Linked DNA regions of Homo sapiens: regions 2 and 3 are each linked to region 1. Evidence: chromatin loops called from intact Hi-C (ENCODE). Cell type or tissue: Calu3. All regions are shown on one strand. Region 1 overlaps SEL1L3 (SEL1L family member 3). Region 2 holds the start of SLC34A2 (solute carrier family 34 member 2). Region 3 has its middle 130 kb from the start of SLC34A2.

Region 1 (8,000 bases):
GGTATTTTTTATTGATCAGTCAATGTTTTTGTTGAAATGCTTTAAAAAATAGTTGAATGGGCTGGGCACGGTGGCTCACGCCTGTAATCCCAGCACTTTGGGAGGCCAAGGCAGGCAGATCACGAGGACATGAATTGGAGACCAGCCTAACCAACATGGTGAAACCCTGTCTCTACTAAAAATACAAAATTTAGCTGGGTGTGGTGGCGTGCATCTGTAATCTCAGCTACTCAGGAGGCTGAGGCAGGAGAATCGCTTGAACCCGGGAGGCGGAGGTTGCAGTGAGCCGAGATCATGCTACTGCACTCCAGCTTGGGCGACAGAGTAAGACTCCATCTCAAAAAAAAAAAAAAAATAGTTGAATGGGCAAGGTGCGGTGGCTAACGCCTGTAATCCCAATACTTTGGGAGGCTGAGTCGGGCGGATCACTTGAGGTCAGGAGTTCAAGACCAGCACAGCCAACATGGTGAAACCCAGTCTCTACTAAAAATACAAAAATTAGCTTGGTGTGGTGGCAGGTGCCTGTAGTCCCAGCTACTCAGGAGGCTGAGGCAGGAGAATGGCATGAACCCCGGAGGCGGTGGTTGCAGTGAGCCGAGATAGCGCCACTGCACTCCAGCCTGGGCAATAGGGTGAGACTCCATCTCCGAAAAAAAAAAAAAAAAAAAAGTTGAATGTTTTAGAAAGAGTCCTAACAGCAAAGAAAAACATACTAGGCTTTGGTCATTATGTCTGTTTCTGAGGTAAATCAAGCTATTTATGTGTGGGTATTACCTAGTGTCAGCATGCTTTAATTACAGGTCCAGTGCCCCAGAGGACATACTCCTTGAGAACTACCAGCTAACATTTGTGGTTTTGTTTTGTTTTTGAGACAGAGTTTCACTCTTGTTGCCCAGGCAGGAGTGCAATGGAGCAATCTGGGCTCTCTGCAGCCTCTGCCTCCCAGCTTCAGGTGATTCTCCTGCCTCAGCCTCCCAAGCAGCTGGAATTACAGGCATGCACCACCATGCCCCGCTAATTTTTGTATTTTTAGTAGAGATGGGGTTTCACCATGTTGGTCAGATTGGTCTAAAACTCCTGATCTTAGGTGATCTGCCTGCCTTGGCCTCCCAAAGTGCTAGGCGTGAGCCACTGCGCCCAGCCCATTTGTGGAGTTTTAAACACTTTACATTGTGTTACCTCATTTGGTTATCTCAACTACAACAGGCAGTGGATGTACTACTATTTCTGCTATTTACGGAAGAGGGAACTGAGGCACAGATAGGCTCCTTCCTTTGCCCAAGGTCACATAGCTAGCTACTGGCAGGGCCAGAATCTTAGCAGTGTGCCTCCCACACCGATGCTGTTAACCACCGTCCTGCGCGGCTAGCCTTCTGAATGCAGGACAATTTAATGTGGCAAATGCCATGATGTGTCAACTATATATCACAGAGCATATAAACTCAGGAGGAAAATGAAGGTAGTTGGAGCTGAACGCAAAATGGATGGACAGCTCAACTGCAAGTCTTGACTATAAATCATTAATTTTTAAATACAACTGACTGGAAAAAATGCAAATCACAAAATGACAAAGCTCTCTAACTTATAGCAACAATCCTCACCCAAAGCTGCTGACGGGAGGCTCCTAACTCTCAAATACATTTCCTCTTTTTTACAGTCAGTCAGCACCCAGAGTTCATTATTAAGTTTGTTTCACAACGCCATGGCTGCTACATGCACCCATCCCTGTCTTCCCCCAGCTGTGGGGCAGGTCTCAGGACCTTGTGCACCAGCTCACTGGGGAGACACCAAATGGTAGAAACTTGGTCTCTGAGCAGCATCGCCTTTGCAGCAGCTTCTCCTCACCTCCTCCATGCCTCGATTTCCCTGCCCCATCATCCCATCAGCTTCACTGTACTGCTGGAGTAACTTCCTACTTAAAAATTATTGATAGGCCAGGCACAGTGGCTTATGCCTGTAGTCCCAGCACTTTGGGAGTCCAAGGCAGGTAGATCCCTTGAGGTCAGGAGTTCAAGACCAGCCTGGCCAACATGGCGAAAGCCCATCTCTACTAAAAGTACAAAAATCAGCTGGGGGTGGTGGCGTGCACCTGTAATTCCAGCTACTCAGGAGGCTGAGGCAGGAGAATCACTTGAATCCGAGAGATGGAGGTTGCAGTGAGCTGAGATTGTACCACTGTACTCCAGCCTGGGCGACAGTGAGACTCCGTCTCAACATAAATAAATAAATAAATAAATAAATAAATAAATAAGGTCAGTTGCAGTGGCTCACACCTGTAATCCCAGCACTTTGGGAGGCTGAGGTGGGTGGATCACCTGAGGTCAGGAGTTCGAGACCAGCCTGACCAACACAGAGAAACCCTGTCTCTACTAAAAACACAAAATTAGCCAGGCGTGGTGGCGCATGCCTGTATTCCCAGCTACTCGGGAGGCTGAGGCAGAAGAATCACTTGAACCCAGGAGGTGGAGGTTGTGGCGAGCTGAGATTGCACCATTGCACTCCAGCCTGGGCAACAAGAGCGAAAGTCAATCTCAAAAATATATAAAATAAATAAATAAATAAATATAAAAATTATTGACAACTTTTTTTTTTTTTTTGACACAGGGTCTCACTCTGTTGCCCAGGCTGGAGCGTGGTGGTGCAATTTCAGCTCACTGCAACCTCCGTCTCCGGGGTTCAAGCGATTCTCATGCCTTGGCTTCCCAAGTAGCTGGGATTACAGGAGTGAACCACCATACCCGTCCCATATTTCAACTCTTAACATTAGTTCTAACAGGGCTGGCAGGTACCACTGTCGGGGCACATTTTGGAAATGTGTGGAGTTTTTTTCTTTTTCTTTTTTTTTATACTTTTCGGCCCTTACTACTCAAAGTATGCTCTTACTAAACAGCAGTGTGGGCATCATCTAGGAGCTTGCTAGAAATGCCAAATCTCAGGGCTTACCTACTGAACCAAAATCTACTGAACTAGAATCTGCATTTAATAAGAATGCTGGATGATTCATATGCACATTAAAATTTATAAGCACTGGGCTAGAATGTACTTATTGAAATCAATATTATTTTATTACAATTAGTTTCTTTTTATTTCCCCTTTATATTGCTGTTAGGGCCCTATATTGATTTTTAAAAATGTGTGTAGATGGGTTAATTATCATGAATTTCATTTCAAGGTACTAAAAAATATGTTTCAAAATATTTCCTATGTGAGAGGCAATGGGTTTGAGGCAGATGACAATCACTGTTTTAAAGTATTGTGATGCTGAAAAGAAGTTCGAAATTCTGCTGCCCTACATCTATTCTTAATCTTTTTTTTTAACTTCTACTTTTTTAGAGACTGGGTCTCATTCTATTGCCCAGGCTGGAGTGCCATGGTGTGATCATAGCTCACTGCAGCCTTGAACTTCTGGGTGCAAAAAATTCTCCTGCCTCAGCCTCCCTAGTAGCCAGGACTGCAGGCATGTGCAATGACACCTGGCTAATTTTTATTTTATTTTATTTTATTTTATTTTATTTTAGAAATGGGGTCTCGCTATGTTGCCCAGGTTGGTCTCAAACCCCTGAGCTCAAGTGATCCTCCCTCCTGGGCCTGTCAAAATGTTGGAATTATAGCAGTAAGCCACTGCGTCTGGTCTCCTGGTCTTTATTTCTTTATTTGGGCAAGCTACTTCGCCTCTCTGCCTCAGTTTCCTCATCTGTAAAGTAAAGGGCATAGAATTAAATAATTTTTATGATTGATCCTATCCAGACATAGCCTTCTTTAGGCTGGTCAAGCAGGAAGTAGGTATGTGCTGGAGAAAGCAATTGAAAAAGTTTGAGAAAATGACGAAAATGTATGAAAGAACTATGGGGATATAGGAAGAGCAAAACATCACAGGACAGGAGAGACACGGAGACAAGAATGTGGAGAGACTGATAATGAAGGCATGGAGACAGAAAAAAGAGATGACTTCTGATCAAAGCAATTCCACCCGCCCATGAATTTTCATGGCTACCAGCTGGCATAAAATCACAAAGACAAATTTCAGCTCCTCTAACGGAACTGCATTTGTAATAATCATCACAATATTTCTACAGAGTAAAAATGACAAAGACAATTTGAAATGGAAAACACTGACAAGATGCAAAATAAATGACTATACCTGGCAACAAATTTAAGGATGGGACAGAATTTGCATGAGTGAAGTTTATTAACCAGCAGACTATGGGGCATCAAGCCTGGAAGGTTTTGATGGGTCCTTGTTAACCTCCTCAGGTAAATCAGAGAGAAATGATTTCGCATTAGCTTCTTGCAACAGTGACTTCCTTCTCACCGTGGAAGAGACGCTGACGTGCACCCCTTTCACTTTCCATTATCTGCTACAGAAATAACAGCTACGCAAATGCTCCAATGCCATGTCCAGTCCTAATCTACCCATTTGTAAATGTCTCTGTTTGCCTTCATGAGTTATTATACCCTTTTGTAGCCGTCCGAGATGGTAAAAAATCAGTTTTCTTGTCTCTTGAGAGACCGGAGTCGTCTGTGGGTGTGAGTACCTACTATGCATGAGTTATCACAAATGACACGACTGGGGCCTTCCTCTTACTCAGCTTATGGTCTAATAGAGGAGTAAATGTAAGAGCTAACATTTATTGAGAAGGTTTTATATGCCAGATAAATATAACAGCTAACGTTTAACTACAGCCGTCATTTTGGTAAGTATCTTACGTGCATTTTTTTTCACTTAATATTTTTTTCATTTTATGTTCCTAGGAAGTAGCTACTCTCATAACCTCATTGTATTGATGAGAAATTTGGGGATCAGGAAGGTTAAATAACTTGCCATGAGTCATACAGCTAATGAGTAGCCAAGCCTGGACTCTAAGCCCAAACAGAAGCAAGCAGGGCTCCCTTGTCCTTAACTATTCTATACTGGCTCAGAAAAATAACAATGATTAGTGGAAACCATGCTCAGCTAAATGCCCACTTTACGATTCCTGCTCAGTCCCTCCCTCTGAGTCCGTGTGGCCGAGGATTTTTATTCATTACGAGTGTTTGTTTATCCTCTTACACATCTGATTGCTTGACTGAAATGAAAGGGAAGACTTCATGCTGCCAGGAGCTTTGGCGCTGTGTTTTCAGGCACACAGAGGCAGAATTCTGACAGATAAATTTTCAATGGAAGAAATTGTATTAGGTCAGTTTCTTAGGCTTTTTAAAGAAAGTCCTTATTTTGAGGCTGGGTGCAGTGGCCCACGCCTGTAATCCCAGCACTTCAGGAGGATGAGGCAGCCAGATCACCTGAGGTCAGGAATTCGAGACCAGCCTGGCCAACATGGTGAAACCCCGTCTCTACTAAAAATACAAAAATTAGCCGGGTGTGGTGGCGCACACCTGTAGTCCCAGCTACTCGGGAGGGTGAGACAGGAGAATTGCTTGAACCCAGAAGGCAGAGGTTGCAGTGAGCTGAGATCACACCACTGCACTCCAGCCTGGGCGACAGAACGAGACTCCATCTCAAAAAAAACAAAATAAAATAAAAAATAAAATCCTTATTTTGAAAAATACAATAGTAACTTTGTGGCCTCCCACCGGCCAGGAATTTCATACACCTCTAGAAGGATTCCCACCCTGTGAAGACCACCCTAGGGATAGGAGATAGCATGACCAACAGCACCAGGAGGGAAAACACAATTTTTCCAGTAGACCAAAAAAAAAAAAAAAAAAAAAAATCCCTGCTTTTTTTTTTTTTAATATATTGCTTTCGCTTTTTATAAATCTTTACCTGAGACAGACTGGAAATACTGCACAGTCCAGGCGATCAATATGGATAGCAGAAAGGTTCCCAGAAAGTAGATCTGCAAACATCAGAAGCACGCATTAGTGACTGACAAAGGGCAGGGGCCACAAGGGTGGGGCCGGTGGGACATGAAACCTACCAGGGCTGAGTGCAGGATAGCACCCCAGAGAAGCCGCAAGTGCAGGTAAAGCCAGGCCAAGGAGCAGGGGCTGAAGGACTCCTCGTTACTGTGGCTCCAGCACCTGCAGACAAAGCCCAGGGCATCTTGACGTGTCAGCCAACTTTGGTGGCACGACTCAGGACTGGCATTTTCAGATCCACAAACCTACATTCTTCTGCTTTTGGACAAATGAGCACACTCAACTGACAAAGATGAGAGACAAAGAAATAAAGCCAGTGGCCAAATAAGTGGTTTGGCCTGATCTGAAATTCTAGAATCCCAGTAGAAATTTTAGAAAAAGGTCAGTTTTGTGCTTAATTAAGAGTCAAGTCTGTTCTGCTGTGATGACAGCAAAAACTTAAAAATAAATAAAATAAAAGTCAAGCAAGACGCTGAAGAACAGGACCCACTAGAACAGTATTTCTGTTTAAAGCACAGATGTAGGAATGCCTCATCTTTCAAAAAAGCATTGGCTATTTACGCAGGGCATGGTGGCTCACACCCGTAATCCCAGCACTTAGGGAGGCTGAGGCAGGTGGATTACTTGAGGCCAGGAGTTCGAGACCAGCCTAGCCATCATGGTGAAACCCTGTCTCTATTAAAAACACAAAAATTAGCCTGGTGTGACAGTGCACACCTGTAATCCCAGCTACTTAGGAGGCTGAGGCATGAGAATCACTTGAACCCAAGAAGTGGAGGTTGCAGTGAGCTGAGATCGCACCACTGCACTCCAGCCTGGGTGACAAAGCAAGGCCCTGTCTCAAAATAAACAAACAAGAGACAAGCATAGGCTAATCGGATTGTTATTCTTTCCATTCTCGTGGAAATTTCTGGTCAGCCCTTGAACTTCCGATCAAGTACCTTCTATATCTTAAACTTCAGATATTAGAAAAGAGAAATACACTCGGGTCTGGCTGAATGTTTTCTAGTAGAAGAAAATCCTGGGCTTTTTCTTTCTTTTCTTTCTTTTTTTTTTTTTTCTTTTAGTAGAGATAAGGTTCTGCCAGGTTGGCCAGGCTGGTCTCGAACCCTTGACCTCAAGTGATCTGCCCGCCTCAGCCTCCCAAAGTGCTGGGATTACAAGTATGAGCCACGGTGCCCTGCTTTTTGTTTTTGTTTTTTAAATAACAATTTACATTACAATATAAGGGTAAAGCTAACTTTAACCAAGAAGCGAACATCATCTACTTGGGTTCCCTCAGATTCCACAGTTCTAGAGGCTCTGAGCTCACCTTTCGTACAGTTCCTGGAGAATGGAGATGTTATTAGAATGGAGAGTTGAGTCAATTTCCAAGAAATCCAAGATATGGTGTGGGATTATCGTACCTTCCTCGATTAGCAGGGCCAGGTTAAAAAATCCCTAAAAACAAGCCACAAACCAAACTCATCAAATCCTTGAAATAAAACCTAGACACACACTCTTCATCAGAATGTAAATGTTTACAACCTCTAAAATTTTTTTTAAGTCTCTAGAGCCAGATGGTTTTGTCATCTTCATTGATGAATTGTTTCCCTAAATATATGCATCTGAGAAATTTATTTGCAGGAGAACCAGGAGGCTTTCAGAAGCTGCTGTGTCCCATCTGCTCCGAAGCCAGTCAACCGGGAGATCCGTCCTTTCTCGCTCACTCTCTCAGAATAGAACTTACTGGAAAACGTGCCCTTGTATCATAAACGAAACAAGAATACTGAGTCGAATACCATGTCCATTGCCTACAGACTATGCCCTCAGTTGCCATAGCCCTGTTGGAAATCTGACAAAATATTTCTGTGGCTAGGGCGGCTTCCAATGACTGACAACCCAAGGCGGTGCCTCCCTTGCACGGGATCACCTAAGGGCACTCATCTCAACTTTCCTAGGCTGGTGCAGAAACCTCTTCTCATGACTCCTCTTGGCACAGATTCCCACTATGGTATATTTTCCTACCTCTTCCTCTGACACCTTGTTCTTGATCCTTAGAGGTAAGACCTGTCTTATTGGGCTGTACGGATCCAATAAAATAAACACAGTTAGAGGGCCCGACCAAAGACATGCTTCATAAAGGATGGGTACTATTACAC
Region 2 (8,000 bases), 100 kb before region 1:
ACACTGCACTCCAGCCTGGGCAGCAGAGCGAGACTCTGTCTCAAACATACACACACACACACACACACACACACACACACACACACACAAACTGATCTCTGCCAGGCACAGTGGCTCATGCCTGTAATCCCAGCACTTTGGGAGGTGGAGGCGGGCTGAGGCAGGAGAATCGCTTGATCCTGGGAGGTAGAGGTTGCAGTGAGCTGAGATCGCACCATTGCACTCCAGCCTGGGCAACAGAGTGAGACTCTGTCTCAAAAAAAAAAAAAAACCCAAAAAAACAGCAACCAAAAAAACCTGATTTCATGGGGGCAAGATTCAAATGTCAACTTCAGTTTGAGATTAGGAGGCCCTGATTCATTAAACCGATAGTTATGTATTGGACCTACCATGAGTTGAATGCATGCATACAGTGTGGTGGGAAGGGTCTGTGAGCTCTGAGAGGCCAGAGTTTGAGAGTCTGGCGGTGCTTCTAGTCATAACAGACACATAATAGGACATAAAAGGAGTAGTATTTACCTACTAAGTTCCAGGCCTATGATAATGCTTTACACTCACTGGCTTGCCAAATAACTTATAAACTATACAAACTTTATTATCAGGAACTGTTATATTTAATAACTCAGGCAAAATATTCACATACTCTTACCAGTACTAATAGTCATTACCATGATTGATCTTTTAGGCTGTCTTTGACAAACAGAAATGGACAGTGTCGTACGGTTCCAGCATTTAACCTCTCCTCCACCTCAATCTTACTTCCCTACGTTTCTCTTTGCCTCTTCTTTCTCACTTAGTTTTGAATCAATTATACTTTGTCGATCTGTTAGCTGTCTTAGATCCTTTTAGGAGCAGCATACAAATAGAAAAATACAGTCTCCCATATCCCACAACCAAATATAACCACAATGAACATTTTTGTGTATTGCTTTCCGGTATTTTTCTCTGCATATTTATGTACATATTGAAGCCAGGTTGAAGACAGCCTGTAATTATGTCAGCCCTGTGTTCTGTTCCGTTAGCATTTCTCCATTTAAACCTGACTCTTTGAAGTCCAGTGCTGTCTCATGACTAGATAACACATTATTTGACTTTTCTGGAATTCTGGCTGTATCTAAGGGGATAGGTTTCCTGTCACTGAGCCTGACTGAACAATTCTGAGATTATCAACACTGCCATAGGGCCCCGAAAAAGCGTCTAATGAATGCAAAAGTTCAAAGCGGTTTTGTTCAGGTGTTATTTTTGGAGACACTTTCTCAGGCTTTTATGATGCAATCCACTTTGTGCCCCTCTCTTGCAGCAGCTGCGGCCAGGGAAAAAGCACTAAGTGGGCTTGCTCACTGGTCCTCAGGGGTGGGTACCCTGGGCAGGTCAGCCCAGAAGTCAGCTGCCTCCTCTCCAGGCCCTGCCTGGACAGCTGAGAGTCAAGCAGACAGTTATGTGCCATCCCTACCTCTTTTCTGTCTTCAGTAACTGGCAGCTTCATCCTGCCAGAGAGTTTGGAATGAGCTAGGACTTTCCCATCAGTCTGAACTCCTGGGTTTTCCCAGGCCTGGTGACTCAGAGGGTAAGGCACCGAGCCGAGGAAGAGAAAGGAGAACCTGGACTCCTGGGTGCCTTTGTCTCACCACACAATCACCTCCCAGGAAGGCTGTCATCCAATCACTCCTGTGGAATCTCTCTGCCACTTTGTTGTAAAGAAAGTCAGCCCCAGTGAAGGGTAAAAAGAAGTGCCAGAGGGCCTTGGGGACAAGCCATATACTGGTAGAAAGGGCACTGGGGCAGGGTCCGAACAGCTGAGAGTATGTCTAGCACCAGGATGAAAATCAGTAGTTCACAGAGCTGCTTTGTTTGACCTACTCCGTATTTTTTTAATGGTACATTTCACATAAAGACCTGTATATCTGGCTTCCCCACAAAAGTCAAGATCTGACAGCATCTGACTATATTTTCTCATGCAATATCTGAAGCTGGGTAGCAGCCAGCCCTGGATGGGGTGTTTCCTCTCCAGATTAACACAGAGCCTACCAACTTGTTAAATCTCACCTCATAGGACAATAGGCGCAAAAATATACTGAAATGAGTTGAAAAAATGGTAATACTTTTTTTTTTTGAGACAGAGTCTCACTCTGTCGCCCAGGCTGGAGTGCAGTGGCACGATCTTGGCTCACTGCAAGCTCTGCCTCCCAGGTTCATGCCATTCTCCTGCCTCAGCCTCCTGAGTAGCTGGGACTACAGGCACCCGCCACCATGCCCGGCTAATTTTTTTTTGTATTTTTAGTAGAGACAGGGTTTCACTGTGTTAGCCAGGATCATCTCGATCTCCTGACCTTGTGTTCCGCCCGTCTCGGCCTCCCAAAATGCTGGGATTACAGGCTTGAGCCACTGTGCCCGGTTTGGTGACACTTTTTTGATGAAAGTATTTTTTTTTAATTTAATTTTTTTGAGACAGATTCTTATTCTGTCATCCAGGCTGGATTGCAGTTAGCTCTCACTGCAACTTCCGCCTCCCGGGTTCAAGTGATTCTTGTGACTCAGCCTCCTGAGCAGCTGGGATTTTTTTATATTTTTAGCAGAGACGGGGTTTCGCCATGTTGGTAGACGGGTCTCCAACTCCTGGCTTCAAGTGATCTGCCTGCCTCGGCCTCCCAAACTGTTGGGATTACAGATGTGAGCCACCACACCCAGCCTCGATGAAAGTATTTTAGATGTTTGTATTTATACATAAGGCTCTATGTTTGAAGTACTAAATGGTGAGAGTATTTTGTATCTCAGATGGAATAACGATAGGAAAATGTTCTTCAGCAAATTGTACTCTCCTAAAGGGAGAGATTATAGAGTGATGAACACAGACACGCCATCTACCTTTCCTCCAGACTTTGTAAAAAAAAATTATATAAATTACAATCCCAAACTAGAATCAGATACCATCCCTGATCTACTACCAAGATCTATACACATTAAGAGAACAATGTTCGGGATTGAACCTGTTTTGCCTTTTTAATCGGAACACAAAAGGGATACCTTTTTCTTTCTCCAAGTTTTTGAAATTTTGGTCTCCCTCCTACATTCACTCCTTGTTGAAAGTAATGGAAAGGCAATTAGGTCTGTGTCCCAAATGAAAGCCCACAGTCAGGAGGGGATTCTCATTGAGGTGACTGTCCTGTTAAGACCTGCTCCTGTGAACCCCCAAGCACAGGGCAGAGCAGGACATGAACTAAGAGCCAGGCTTTGCCGAATCCGGGTCGAGTTCACCGACAGCAGTGTGTGCAGCACGCTTCCTCCTCTGCACCCTGGCAGTAGAGCCCTTCCTCATTGTAAAGCCAAGTGGTGTCTGCAGTCCGCCTTGCCCAGGGCTGGAGGCAGAGCTGAGCTTGGTGAACAGGTGCCAGGGGATTCCTGTCATCAGTGGACTATGCTTTAGAAGCTGCTTGTTGCAAAGGTACTGGTTGATCATTGTCTGAGAGTTGGATCTGAAGGCCAACACCCACTAGCAAAACCATCATCCCTGTAATAACAGCAACCCAAGCAGATTTGATTTCTCCAGTGAAGGTTCTAGATGAGTCTAATCAAGGCTTCCCACCCATCTTCTCCCAACACCAGAGTTTCCCTGTGAAAACGATCATGGTTAACTCGCACTGAATACTATTTATGTGCCAAGTACCATTCCACATTCTTTACATATTTTAGCTCACTTTACTCCAACGGGGACCATTATTCCCAGTTTGCACATAAGCAAATGGAGCCAGGGAAAGCAAGGGGCAGAACAGGGAACTGATTTCCCGGAGTTTCGGCCCAGAGTCAGTGTGCTTAGCCACCGCCAACACCAGCCCCAGAGCTCTAGGCTCCTGGAAGTCGTGCTCCCGAGTCCTTCCCCTTGCACAGTGGAGAGAACTCGATGTTGGAATGAAACCAGCTAATTCCAGTAGGGTGCTTCCGCTGTTGTGAGGAGCTGGGCAACTAGTAAGCTCACTGAGCCTCACTGTGCTCCACTATAAAACCAGGAGAGTGCGCAGCAGAGGAGAGGGTCTGGGTTTCAGAATAAGAAGCAGGTTTTCTTCCTGCTCAGCAAATCCTGGGTAATTGTATCATATCCCCTAACCCCTTAAACCTCAGCTAGAGAGGGCGCCAGTCTTAGCCCCAGGGAAGGCTTTCGTGTGCACATTGGAGACAAAGCCTGCCCAGCAGTGCCCGGCACAGAACTGGGGAGCTGTTGGGATAAGCATGGGGGTGGACTCTCCCTGGGACAGATCCTATCTCACAGCAGTTTGGAGAACTGTTGTATACACACGCAGGTGACACGAGGCAGAGCAGGATGTGAAACGAGCGCAGTGGTTTGCCAAACCCGCAGCAGGCTTAGGACGGAGTGGTGAGAACAGCCCCCTTCCTTTTCCTCAGCTTGACGGTCCCAGCCTTTCCCATTGCGGACCTAGAGCCCAGACTCCCAGGGCAGAAAGCGCCCCACAGACTGATAAAGGTGAACAATCCAGGCTTTGTTTCCAAGGGCTTTATCCCTGACTTTCCAACTGGCTTTTATCTGTGTCTTCACGTCTCTGACCTCTTGAGCCTCACAGGAGCTAGACTAGAAGGTTCAAGTTCTTGAGGAGAAGGCAGGGGCGGGAGAGCCCCACTTGCGGGAATCTCGTGCGGACCGAGTCGGGGCGGGAGAGGGCGCGCACCAGCCAGGCTAGGGCGCGCGGGGCGCCGAGGGGCGCGGGGCCGTTTGGGGCCGTTCGGGCCAGTTCGCGCGGCGGGGCCCGTCGGAGCTTTTCTCTCGGCAGCCTGGCTGGCCGCGCGTCTTCTCCGCGCAGCGGGCGAAGTCGCGATGGGTTCATTAAGGCGGCAGGTAGGCAGTGCCCCGGCGGCGGCTGCGGCAGGCGGTCCTGGAATGTGCGAGGGGCGTGATGACAGCGGCCAGCCTCTTTGCGCAACACCTTCGCCATATATACCCGGGGCGCTGCGCTCCACCTGGCCGCCGCCTCCAGCCCAGCACCTGCGGAGGGAGCGCTGGTGAGTACCGCCGCCGGGGCAGGGGCGCTTCCTCGCTCTTTCAAGGACTTTGATTCACTTAATTCTTGCAAATACCTCTCGGTGCTGACTTCAAGGAACTTGGCTGGCTTTGGGCCGCAGAAGTGAAAAACACAAAGCTCTCCACAATGTTCAAGTTGTTTTCTTCTTAATGTTACGGTTATTGCTTTTATTACAGCTTTTGCTGCTACACTCTTACGATCGACAGTGTTATTAATCAGCCACACTTGTGGATTCTAAAATGATCACTGTTTTGAGAGTCGTGGTTTGGAAGAGGAAAGGCCCAGGGGATAGAAATCTCCACCTAGGAATCAGGATAGCTAGGCTCTTTGTGGCTGGGTCACCAACTAGCCATGTGACAACGCTAGTCCCTGTGAGCCCCTGGGCTGCCGTCTTCCATTCTTTATAAGAAGGGGAATGCGACATCTCAGGACCATGAAAATTCTAGGTTTGTGGTGGCTGCCTGGTGATGTGACACTGCCCCCCACCCAAGTGTGACTTCCACGTGGTACAGTGCTTGTTTGCAGTTATTTAAGGTGCCTAGGAGACAGTCTTAGTTTGTTTCTATTAGGGCCCGTGGCCATCAGCGAAGGGTCCGTCCTTCAGCCGTCTTGGGGAGCAAAGCCCGCAATTTATGTTTTCCAAGCCACAAATGGGTGAGCAGGCTGGGGAGATAACTTACAAGGAGATGTGCACAGGAGTGGTTGGGTTCGGGGACTGCGCATCCTCAGGCCAGAAAGTTGGGGGCTGCATGGCATGGAGTTAGTTCAGGTTCCCTGCAACGGTGCCTGCCACCGGTGGCTCGCACTGCGCTGAAGAGAGTTGGAATCTCGTTTTCTTTGAGGAGGTCCCTTTTTCAAACATGTTGATTTCATGGAAGCAGCTTGTGGATTTCATCACTCGAGTCCCCTCTTCCTGTTTGGGTGCCCCAGGGGGTTTCTGTGTTAGCCCTGATCGCTCTGGGCCTTGTCGTTCTTTCCTTTTTCCTTCTTCCCTTGTGTGCTGGCAGTTCTTTAACTTGTCCTGGGTTGGGTATTCTTGGAAAACTGTGCTTGTAGGAGTGGCCGTTGTTTCAGATTGTTAAAGAAAAACAAAAATAAAAAAGATTGCCTCTTTTGTCCCATGCCCGCTGATCATGATCTTCTCTGCTTTTGTAATTTGGGGAATGGGTGATAAGAAAGGCGTGCTTTGTAAAAGGTTTGGATGCTAAACAAATTGCCCCATCCAAAACTCCCCAAATTGCTCAACTGTCTCAATGAAGCAAGTCCCCTGTGGTATGAGGATGGGCTTCTGATTGTTGCTGTTAGACACAAAGGGGACAAAAAAATAGCCCGAATTCAATGCAATGAGGAAAACAGCCTCACAGAATCAGAGTGCTTTGGAATAAACTGGGCTTTAGTAACCAGTTTCAGGCATCTTCCACTCCTCCATCCTCACCCACACCCCCACTTCCATTCTGGGGACCGCAGGGAGCAATCAGGACATCCCAGGGAATTTATTCATCTCAGTGAATTTTTAAAATGCAAAGGTACAAAAAGAGGGCTATAAAAAGATTGCGGTATTTTTAAGATGTTTATATTTACAAATTTAACTGCTTTAACCTCCCCCCCCAATACAATGCAGCACAACTGATATAGTTACAAGTTATTTACAGGATTTATTTTAAGATATCATAAATACAAATTGATAGTGCATGGTGAGGGTGTGGTTTGGTGATATGGCCCAAGTTTAAAGTTTATTAGTGTGCCACATCAAAAATGTAAACTCAAGTTATCTATCAATGTGAGGCCCAGGCCAATTGCTTCCTTGACTCCTCTCATCACTACCACCATTGTGTCCTTGAAGAGATTATTATTAGCAGTAATGTAGGGACAGGGTCTCACTATGTTGTCTAAGCTGGTCTCAAACTCACAGGTTCAAGGGACTCTCCCACTTTGGCCTCCCAAAGTGCTGGGATTATAGGTGTGAGCCACCACCCTTAGCCTATAGGGGTGATTATTTTTCCTTGTGATGGCTGTAAGGGAAGCAGAGGAAAAGGAGACGTCACCCTCTTGGGAATTTTTGAAGCACAGAGTCATTCTTTCAAAGTACAAGAAAGTTTTCCTGGGCATCCCGAGAACACTGGCCTGCATGAGGTTGAAATTATCTCTGCAGTGTTGTGGTGCCTATGTGATTTGAAGCCATTAACCTCTCTGTGGCTCAGTTTTTCCCTCTATAGAATGAGGATACTGTTCATTTTAAAGGAGACTCTAAGTTTACATAGATACATGAAATGCTGTGAGTAAATTTGTGCACCAATTTGCAAGTGCCAGGCACAAAGTCTTTAATAAACACTACTTGGCTACCATGTGCCCAGCACTGTCCTATGTGCTGGGGATACAATGGCCATACTCTAGTCCCTGTGCTTGTGAAGGCTGCCATTCTGATGGGAGACTGTGTGTCCATGTTCTGGTTCCTCACAGGACCACTGCCCTGGGCTTCCTCCTCTCCCCATTTCTTCAGATGGCCTTGACTGCTGCTCTGGGCACAAGGGGCCCAGGAACAGGTCTTGGTTGGAGAAGCCCAAACAATGCGAATGTAGGGGTTGGGTGACTGCCAGGTACCCTACATTCCCCTGCTTCCCAAGTCTGAGCCAAGTCAAGAAAGTTCCTCTCCTGGGTCTTCAAGAAAGAATAAGAGCTCTTTCTGGCAGTGGGTGCCCATGTGGTGCAGGAAGTGGAGCCAAGAGGGTGAGGCACACAGGCAACTCGGTTATAGAGGCCAGTGTGGCAGCGGGGGAGCCCCTCCCTGGGCTTTAGTAAAAAGCTTCCAAATGATGACTTCTCCCTTCCTCTGCTGCTTCTGGCAGGTGGCAAGAATGTGCTGGAGTGAGGCCTTGGGAAGGCTGGGAGAGAACAAGGCAGTGGTTGCGCCAGGGCTATGGGGGTAGGAGAAAGGCTTAGAGGGGCTCAGAGCTCCAGGGTACATTCTCT
Region 3 (8,000 bases), 230 kb before region 1:
TAAGCTGGAAATCATGTCTGAGAGAAGGATAAAAATGGCATGTAATTTCCTCTCCACTCCTAATTCCTAAATTCTATGTGCATGATTACCATCGCCCTTGTTTCTAGCACAGAACTTCCCTTTAAAATTGATCACAGCTTGACTTCTTTCTTTTCTCCTCCTTGTGTAGTTGTGGCTTCTATATTTTATCATTAAAGCTCTTTTCAAAACTGCTATGCGCTGCTTCTTTGAGCTCTTCTGCTCTCATTGTTCCGCAGCATCTCTTGGAATCAATTTCCTCTTGTTTCTTCCTAGTTGCACTATTTCACCTGACTCCTATTGGCACACGGATTCATTTCACCTGGCCAAAGTCAATTTCACTCATACACACACCCCTTTCAACTCTCTTCTTGCCAAATTTTCTGATTCCAAACCTACCGGTGGTGCCCTTTCTTTTCTCTGTGGCTTTTGTTTTTTTTTTTTGTTTTTTTTTTTTTGCATGGGCTCAGACTCTGGCATTAAAAAAGTTACTAGACTTTATTTATGTAGTACAGTATTAGATTTACAGAATAATTGAGCAGATAGTACAGAGTTCAACATGCCCTCCCCACCTCCCCTGCAGCTCCTAACCGTTTCTTCCATTATTAACATCTTCCATTAATGTGGTACATTTGTTACACTTAATGAACCAATACTGATACATGAATAACTACAGCTCATAGTTTACACGAGGTTCACTCTTTATGTTGCATGGCTCTGTGGGTCTTGACAAATGCAATATGACATGTATCTGTCACTACTGTGTCATACAGAATGGTTTTACCTCCCTAAAAACCCCTCAGACCACAGCTCTTAAGAGGCTTTTTTTTTCTTCCTGGCACTTCATCTCCATCTGACAATACAATTTAGTTTTTGTTTGTTTCTTTATTGTCTATCTTCCCCATATCTCAACCTTTTCTAGACTGTAAGCTCCATGAAAGTGAAGACCTTTTAAAACAAATCTATTTTGTTCATTGTTGTATCCCCAGCTCCTAGAACACTCAAATTTAGTGAATGAATGAATGCATGAATGAATCGATAATGATTTAATGCCCATTTAGAGCTCGAGTGAATTGATCATTGATCCTTGTGCCCTCTTAGTTGTTGAAGAAGGCATCGTTGCACAATGTCTTAGTGTATATGAAAACATTTCTGCCAGCCTGGCCAACATTGTGAAACCTCATCTCTACTAAAAATACAAAAATTAGCCAGTTGTGGGTGGTGTGCACCTGTAGTCCCAGCTACTTGGGAGGCTGAGGCACGAGAATTGCTTAAACCCAGGAAGCACAGGTTGCAGTGAACCAAGATTGCGCCACCACACTTCAGCCTGGGCGACAGAGCAAGACTCCATCTCAAGAAAAGAAAAGAAAAGAAAAGAAAAGAGAGGAGAGGAGAGGAGAGGAGAGGAGAGGAGAGGAGAGGAGAGGAGAGGAGAGGAGAGGAGAGGAGAAGAAAAGAAAAGAAAAGAAACGAAAACAAAAAAAAACATTCCTGCATCCCTACCTATCTGAAAATGGTCAGCTGGCCCTGATGGAGCCAGAAGGCCCTGCTGCAGCTAGAGCCATGTCATTTGAGGGGTCTGGCAGCTCTGGGGAGATGTCCAGCAGACTCATGTGATATTTGTCCAGAGCTTTATCCTCTAGACTACTGTTTCTCAAACTTTAAAAAATTATCATTCCCCTGAGGACCCTTATTGTTTTTCCTGAATACCCACCCCCCTTATGAAATTTTAACACCACAGATGATACACCTTCAATCTGCTTATGGACCGTACGCCTATCTGTGCTTTCTATATAAAAAGAGTAAAAGGTTTTTTGCCCCCTTGGAGAGATGTCACCCTCTTTGAGGGGTTGCATACTCCCAATATTCTTCTTGATGACTTAAAGAGTGTGATACCCTACCTTGTTTTAACCTGAGTGACTCTCTCCTAGCAGAGAGAGAGCCGGACAGACTCCATTTTAGTTTCTTCGCCTGCAGCCCCCTTTCACCTCCCTCCCTTAAGGCATAACTAGTGTAAACTGACTCAAAGCACGTCCAGGAATGCACCTACTGATAAGATATTGAGGCAAACTGCACCAGCAGCTCCTGGGGATGCGCGCGGTGGATGGCACCCAAAACCCCTGCATTTATCTCTTTGTGATAGTTTAAGCCCCTGCACCTGGAACTGTTTATTTTTTTGTAACTGCATTTGTAACCAATTAATTTTTTTAACTTTTTGCCAGTTCTGCTTCTGTAAAAATTGCTTCAGCTAAAATCCCCACTCCCCTATTTAGACCACAGTATAGAAACAAAACTAGTCCCTTCCTCGGGGCTGAGAATTTTGAGCGTTAGCTGCCTCTCGGTCGCCGGCTAATGAAGGACTCTCTAATCTGTCTCAAAGTGTGGTATTTCTCTGTAACTCGCTTGGTCACAACAAGAGGAGGGCAGGAAAGGTATACTGATTTGACCCTCAGATGAAACAACATTGAGAGGGATGGGGGACATAACAGATGATGAAATGCAGATTCAAAACTCTTTGGGGCTGGTTGCGGTGGCTCACACCTATAATTCCAGCACTCTGGGAGGCCGAGGCAGGTGAATCACCTGAGGTCAAGAGTTTGAGACCAGCCTGGCCAACATGGTGAAACCCGGTCTCTACAAAAAATACAATAAATTAGCTGGGCATGGTGGCAGGCTCCTGTAATCCCAGCTACTTGGGAAGCTGAGGCAGGAGAATCGCTTGAACCCAGGAGATAGAGGATCTGGGTAGCCAAGATCATGCCATTGCATTCCAGCCTGGGCAACAGAGCGAGACTCTGTCTCAACTAAAAAACAAAAACAATAACAAAACAAAACAAAACAAAAACTCTTTGGGATCATTAGATTCTATTTTAACCAATCAATTTTAAATGTAAACTCTTTCTTTTTCTTTTTTTTTTTTTTTTGAAACAAGGTCTCGCTCTGCTGCCCAGGCTGGAGTGCAGTGGCGCAATCTTGGCTCACTGCAACCTCTGCCTCCTGGGTTCAAGTGATTCTCCTGCCTCAGCCTCCTGCATGGCTGGGATTACAGGCACAGCCACCACACCCAGCTAATTTTTGTATTTTTAGTAGAGATGGGGTTTCGCCATGTTGGCCAGGCTGGTCTCAAACTCCTGGCCTCAAGTGATCTGCCCGCCTCGGCCTCCCAAAGTGCTGGGATTACAGGCGTGAGCCACTGCACCTAGCCTTAAATGTAAACTCTTGTACCCAAGTTCAAAAATTCAGCTGCATGGGTAGGCTGGGGAAACCAGCCTGATTGCCTGCATTAATTGAACAAAAGTTTTTCTTTCTTGGGAAGTGGTAGATTCCTCATGTTGCCTGGTGGATGGGCTGCCTATGGAGAAACCTGTTGTGCCCTGGGACTGGCATTTAAAAGGAGATCCTCTAGAAGTCTGAACATAAGAAAGATCTCTCCAGAAACGGAATGGGGAGACTAACAGGAGACATAATAGCTGTGTCCAGGTGTCCCAAGTACTGAGGTTTGGAGCAGGAAGGCGACTTCTTTGGCATAATTCATGAGGCATGCTATGGGTCAAATTGTGTACCCCAACAAGATGTTGAAGTCCTGGGCTAGGTGCAGTGGCTCATGCCTGTAATCCCAGCACTTTGGGAGCCTGAGGCAGGTGGATCACTTGAGGTCAGACCAGCCTACCCAACATGGTGAAGCACTGTCTCTACCAAAAATACAAAAAATTAGCCGGGTGTGGTGGCTCATGCCTGTGGTCCCAGCTACTCAGGAGACCGAGGTGGAGGATTGCTTGAGCCCAGAAGTCAGAGGTTGCAGTGAATCAAGATCATGCCACTGCACTCCAGCCTGGGTAACAGAATGAAACCCTGTCTCAAGAAAAAAAAAAAAAAAGAAAGATATTGAAGTCCTAACTCCCCACTGCCTGTAAATGTGATCTAATTTGAAATAGGGTCTTGCCGATGATTAAGATGAGGTCACTAAAGGGGGTCCTAATCTAATATGACTAGTGCCCTCATAAAGGGGGGAAATTCAGATACTGGGACAGATAAGACAGTCAAGATAGAGGGAAGATGCTACGAAGCCACAGGGAAAAGGAATGTCATCTACAAAGAGTGTCTGAGGTTACCAGAAACTGGGAGAAAGGCCTGGAACAGATTCTCCTTCACAGTCTTCAGAAGGAACCAACCCTGCTAACACCTTGATTTTGAACTTTTTAGCCTCCAGAACTGAGACGATGCATTTGTGTTGTTTAAGCCACCCAGTTGGTTGTCCTTTGTCATAGCAGTCCTAGCAAACGAATATAGGATCTAAGCAGTGTCAAAAGGTGAAGGTTTCAAGGAAGCAGCTTTTAGTTTAATAAAGGCTAGGAGTGGGGTGGGCACAAGAGGATAGGGGAGGAATCCACAGCAGCTGGCTGCTTACAGTGTGCTCATGCTTTCATCCTCAGCAAGGGCCCCACAGACGGGGATACTGACACCTCCATTTCACTCATTAGGAAAGGAAGTCTCAGAGAGAAAGCAGCTTGCTCAAGGTCACACCACTAGTAAATGTCAGAGTCAGCCTTCCAATCGATACTGGTCCCAGTCCAAAGGAATGATTACTCACCCTTCTCAATGAAATTGGACAAGGTCCCAGTCATCTCACTATCTTGTGGATTCTGCTTTGCTCCAGCAGGAGCACCCTGACCTGCAGTTGTACTAAGCGCTTAAGACTGTGGGGTGGACTGGGCACAGTAGCTCACACTTATAATCCCAGCACTTTGGGGGGCTAAGGTGGCCGGATCACTTGAGGTCAGGAGTTTGAGACCAGCCTATTCACCAACATGGTGAAACCCCGTCTGTACTAAAAATACAAAAATTAGCCGGGTGTGGTGGCGCACCTCTTGAAACTCCAGCTACTTACTTGGGAGGCTGAGGTGGGAGGATCGCTTGAACCCAGGAGGCAGAGGTTGCAGTGAACTGAGATCGCACCACTGTACTTCAGCGTGGGTGACAGAGTGAGGCTCTGTCTCAAAACAAAACAAAACAACAAGACTATGGGGCGGACCAGGCACGGTGGCTGATACCTGTAATCCTAGCACTTTGGGAGGCCAAGGCAGGCAGACTGCTTGAGCCCAGGAGTTTGAGACCAGCCTGGGCGACATAGTGAGACCTCAAAAAAAAAAAAAACAACAAAAATGAGGTGGGAGGACGGCTTGAGCCCAGGAGGTCGAGGCTGTAGTGAGCCGTGATTGCACCACTGCACCCCAGCCTGGGTGACAGAATGAGACCCTGCCTCAAAATAATAAGAATAATAAAAAAGACTGTGGAGCATGGTAGTTTAGATTATGGCTTGGGATCCTGACTGCCTGAGTTTGAAGCTTGCTCTGCTTCTCGCACACTTTCTGCCTTTGAACAAAGTGGCTCAACCTGTCTGTGCCTCCGTCTCCTTCACCCTAAAATGAGGATTATGAGGACAGCATTCACCCCATGGAGTTCTCCTGTGCATTAAATACATTCTCTCAGGTAAAGTATTTACAAGAGCACTAGCTGTTACTATTATTTCTTTTGAGGGCATCTCACACACTTCAGCTGGCTCCTGACTTGAGCTCAGCTCACAGGACTGTATTTCCCACATTTAACAATAATGAAGACAAACTGGAGGCCTGGAGAAAAATGCAAAAAATCTTATTAGAAGGAAAGGGCACTTGAAGAGTCAGGATTCACATAAAAAGAAATAGCTCTTGTTTATTTTCTCCCTGGGGAAGATTTTGTCTTGGGCTTTCAGGAGGAACCTATGGTAATTTACAGCCCTAGTTGCTGGTAAATCCTTAAAGGACTATTGTCTTCAGTCAGCTGGTTTCCAGAAGATACAAATAAAGAAAACATCCCCAGGATGATAGAGCCCTGTGTGCCTTTTATTTGCGTTGCTTCTTTGGCTCTGTGGCAGGCAGGCCTGAGTCAGTAGGCAATATTTAATTTGATATAAGCACCCGGAAGGACCTTAACATTTACAGAGAGAATTATTCCAAATGGTCTTAGCAGGAGGAACACTGAAACAGTGATGACTGAAACTTTTTCTTTTTTTTCCCAGAGGCTCAGGAAGCAGCAGCTGTAATTCTGAAGCTCACCCTTGGCCATGGTGTTTTGTTTGTTTGTTTGTTTGTTTATTTGTTTGTTTTGAGTCTCTGGCTTTGTCACCCAGGCTGGAGGGCAGTGGCGCGATCTCGGCTCACAGCAACCTTTGCCTCCTGGGTTCAAGTGATTCTCGTGCCTCAGCCTCCGAGTAGCTGGGATTATAGGTGCCTGCCACCACACCCAGCTAATTTTTTGTATTTTCAGTAGAGTTTGGGTTTCACCATGTTGGCCAGAGAGCTGGTCTGGAATTCCTGACCTCAAATGATCTGCCCGCCTCGGCCTCCCAAAGCGCTGGGATTACAGGGGTGAGCCACCGCGCCCAGCAGGCCATGGTGTTTTCTCTCATTTTCAATGGGCCTGGGAATCTGCTCGCCAACCCTCATATGGCCATCCCTCTCTCCTCCTCAGCTCCAGCCCAAACAGCCTTCTCTGAGCTCCTTCAACACACAGTGTCCACATTACCCGGCGAACACTCAGCCTTGTGTGATAGTGGAGTCAGGAAGACCTGGGTTTCACTAAGGATGAGCTACAGAAGCTGTGCCCCAGTTTTGTCATCTAAAAAAGAGAACAGTGCCGGGCGTGATGGCTCACGCCTGTAATCCCAGCACTTTGGGAGGCCAAGGAGGGCAGATCACTTGAGTTTAGGAGTTGGAGACCAGCCTGGCCAACATGGTGAAATCCCATCTCTACCAAAAATTACAAAAATTAGCCGAGTGTGATGACAGGCGCCTGTAATCCCAGCTACTCAGTGAGCTGCACGCCAGCCTGGGCAACAGAGCGACACTTCGTCTCAAATAAATACATAAATAAGAGAACAGTAAGATCAGATGGTTTTGCCCTATCAACTTGCCCCTCCTCTTTAAGGGAGGATGACTTTGGAAAGGGACCCGGGAGGCCTATGGTCAGAAGACTGCCCTATGGCCAGAAGACTGCCCTGGAGGTGTGGGGTATGCCAGGAGCCCTTCCTGCCTGCGGGCAGCCTGCTGAGTGCAATGTGTTTTGGAGACCAATGCAGGTAGTGAAATAAGCACTGGTGGGAAAAGGGAAAGATCCGGGCATCTACTGTGTCATTTTGGGCTACTGGCATACTCAACTATAAAATAGGTGAGTTGGACAAGGTCGATTTTTTTTTTTTTTTGCAATAAAACTGTAAACTCGAAATAAAATCCTAAGCCCTCACCAACTGAACGGACCCCCTCTTAGCCAAGAGGACCCTAGAAAAAAATTGTTTTTTCTTTTTCCTTTTCTTTTTTTCTTTTTTTTTTTTTTTTTGAGATGGAGTCTCACTCTGTCACCCAGGCTGGAGTGCAGTGGAGCCCTCTTGGCTCACTGCAACCTCCACCTCCCGGGTTCAAGCGATTCTCCTGCCTCAGCCTCCCAGGTAGCTGGGACTACAGGTGCGTGCCACCATGCCTGGCTAATTTTTTGTATTTTTAGTAGAAACAGGGTTTCACCATGTTAGCCAGGAGGGTCTCGATCTCCTGACCTCATGATCCACCTGCCCCAGCCTCCCAAAGTGCAGGGATTACAGGTGTAAGCCACCGTGCCCGGCTAGAAAAATCTTAAAAACCCAGCCAGGTGCAGTGGCTCATGCCTATAATTCCAGCACTTTGGGAGGCCAAGGTGGTCAGGAGTTCTAGGCCAGCCTGGCCAACACAATGAAACCCTGTCTCTACTAAAAATACAAGTTAGCTGGGCATGATGGCACACACCCTATAGTCCCAGCTACTCGGGAGGCTGAGGCGGGAGGATCGCCTGAACCCGGTAGGTGGAGGTTGCAGTGAGCTGCGATCACACCACTTGCACTCCAGCCTGGGCGAAAGAGCAACACTCTGTCTCAAAAAAAAAAAAAAAAAAAAAAAAAGAATTAAAAAATCTTA

What was found. Peaks named below come from ENCODE experiments on the same cell type or tissue, not always from the same donor. Only the 100,000 strongest peaks of a DNase experiment are listed, where the experiment ranks them.
Region 2: a loop joins it to region 1, with 2.1 times the contacts of the local background. A loop is called at or near these places in 4 of 110 quality-filtered maps.
Region 3: a loop joins it to region 1, with 3 times the contacts of the local background. A loop is called at or near these places in 6 of 110 quality-filtered maps.

The regions. Positions count from the first base shown.
Region 1 is chr4:25,751,770-25,759,769 of GRCh38, forward strand. It overlaps SEL1L3 (SEL1L family member 3), which reads right to left. Exons shown (of 24, transcript NM_015187.5): 21 at 7,172-7,299; 22 at 5,919-6,021; 23 at 5,765-5,837. Among named protein-coding and RNA genes, the nearest start is that of SLC34A2, 100 kb to the left of the region's middle. In Calu3, no CTCF peak of the experiment used is centred here; a DNase peak (open chromatin) is centred at 4,882.
Region 2 is chr4:25,650,881-25,658,880 of GRCh38, forward strand. SLC34A2 (solute carrier family 34 member 2) reads left to right here and starts at 4,971. Exons shown (of 13, transcript NM_006424.3): 1 at 4,971-5,010. RefSeq lists an enhancer at 4,421-5,334. In Calu3, no CTCF peak of the experiment used is centred here; DNase peaks (open chromatin) are centred at 1,601 and 4,931.
Region 3 is chr4:25,518,993-25,526,992 of GRCh38, forward strand. No RefSeq gene overlaps it. Among named protein-coding and RNA genes, the nearest start is that of SLC34A2, 130 kb to the right of the region's middle. RefSeq lists an enhancer at 6,447-6,947. In Calu3, no CTCF peak of the experiment used is centred here; a DNase peak (open chromatin) is centred at 4,599.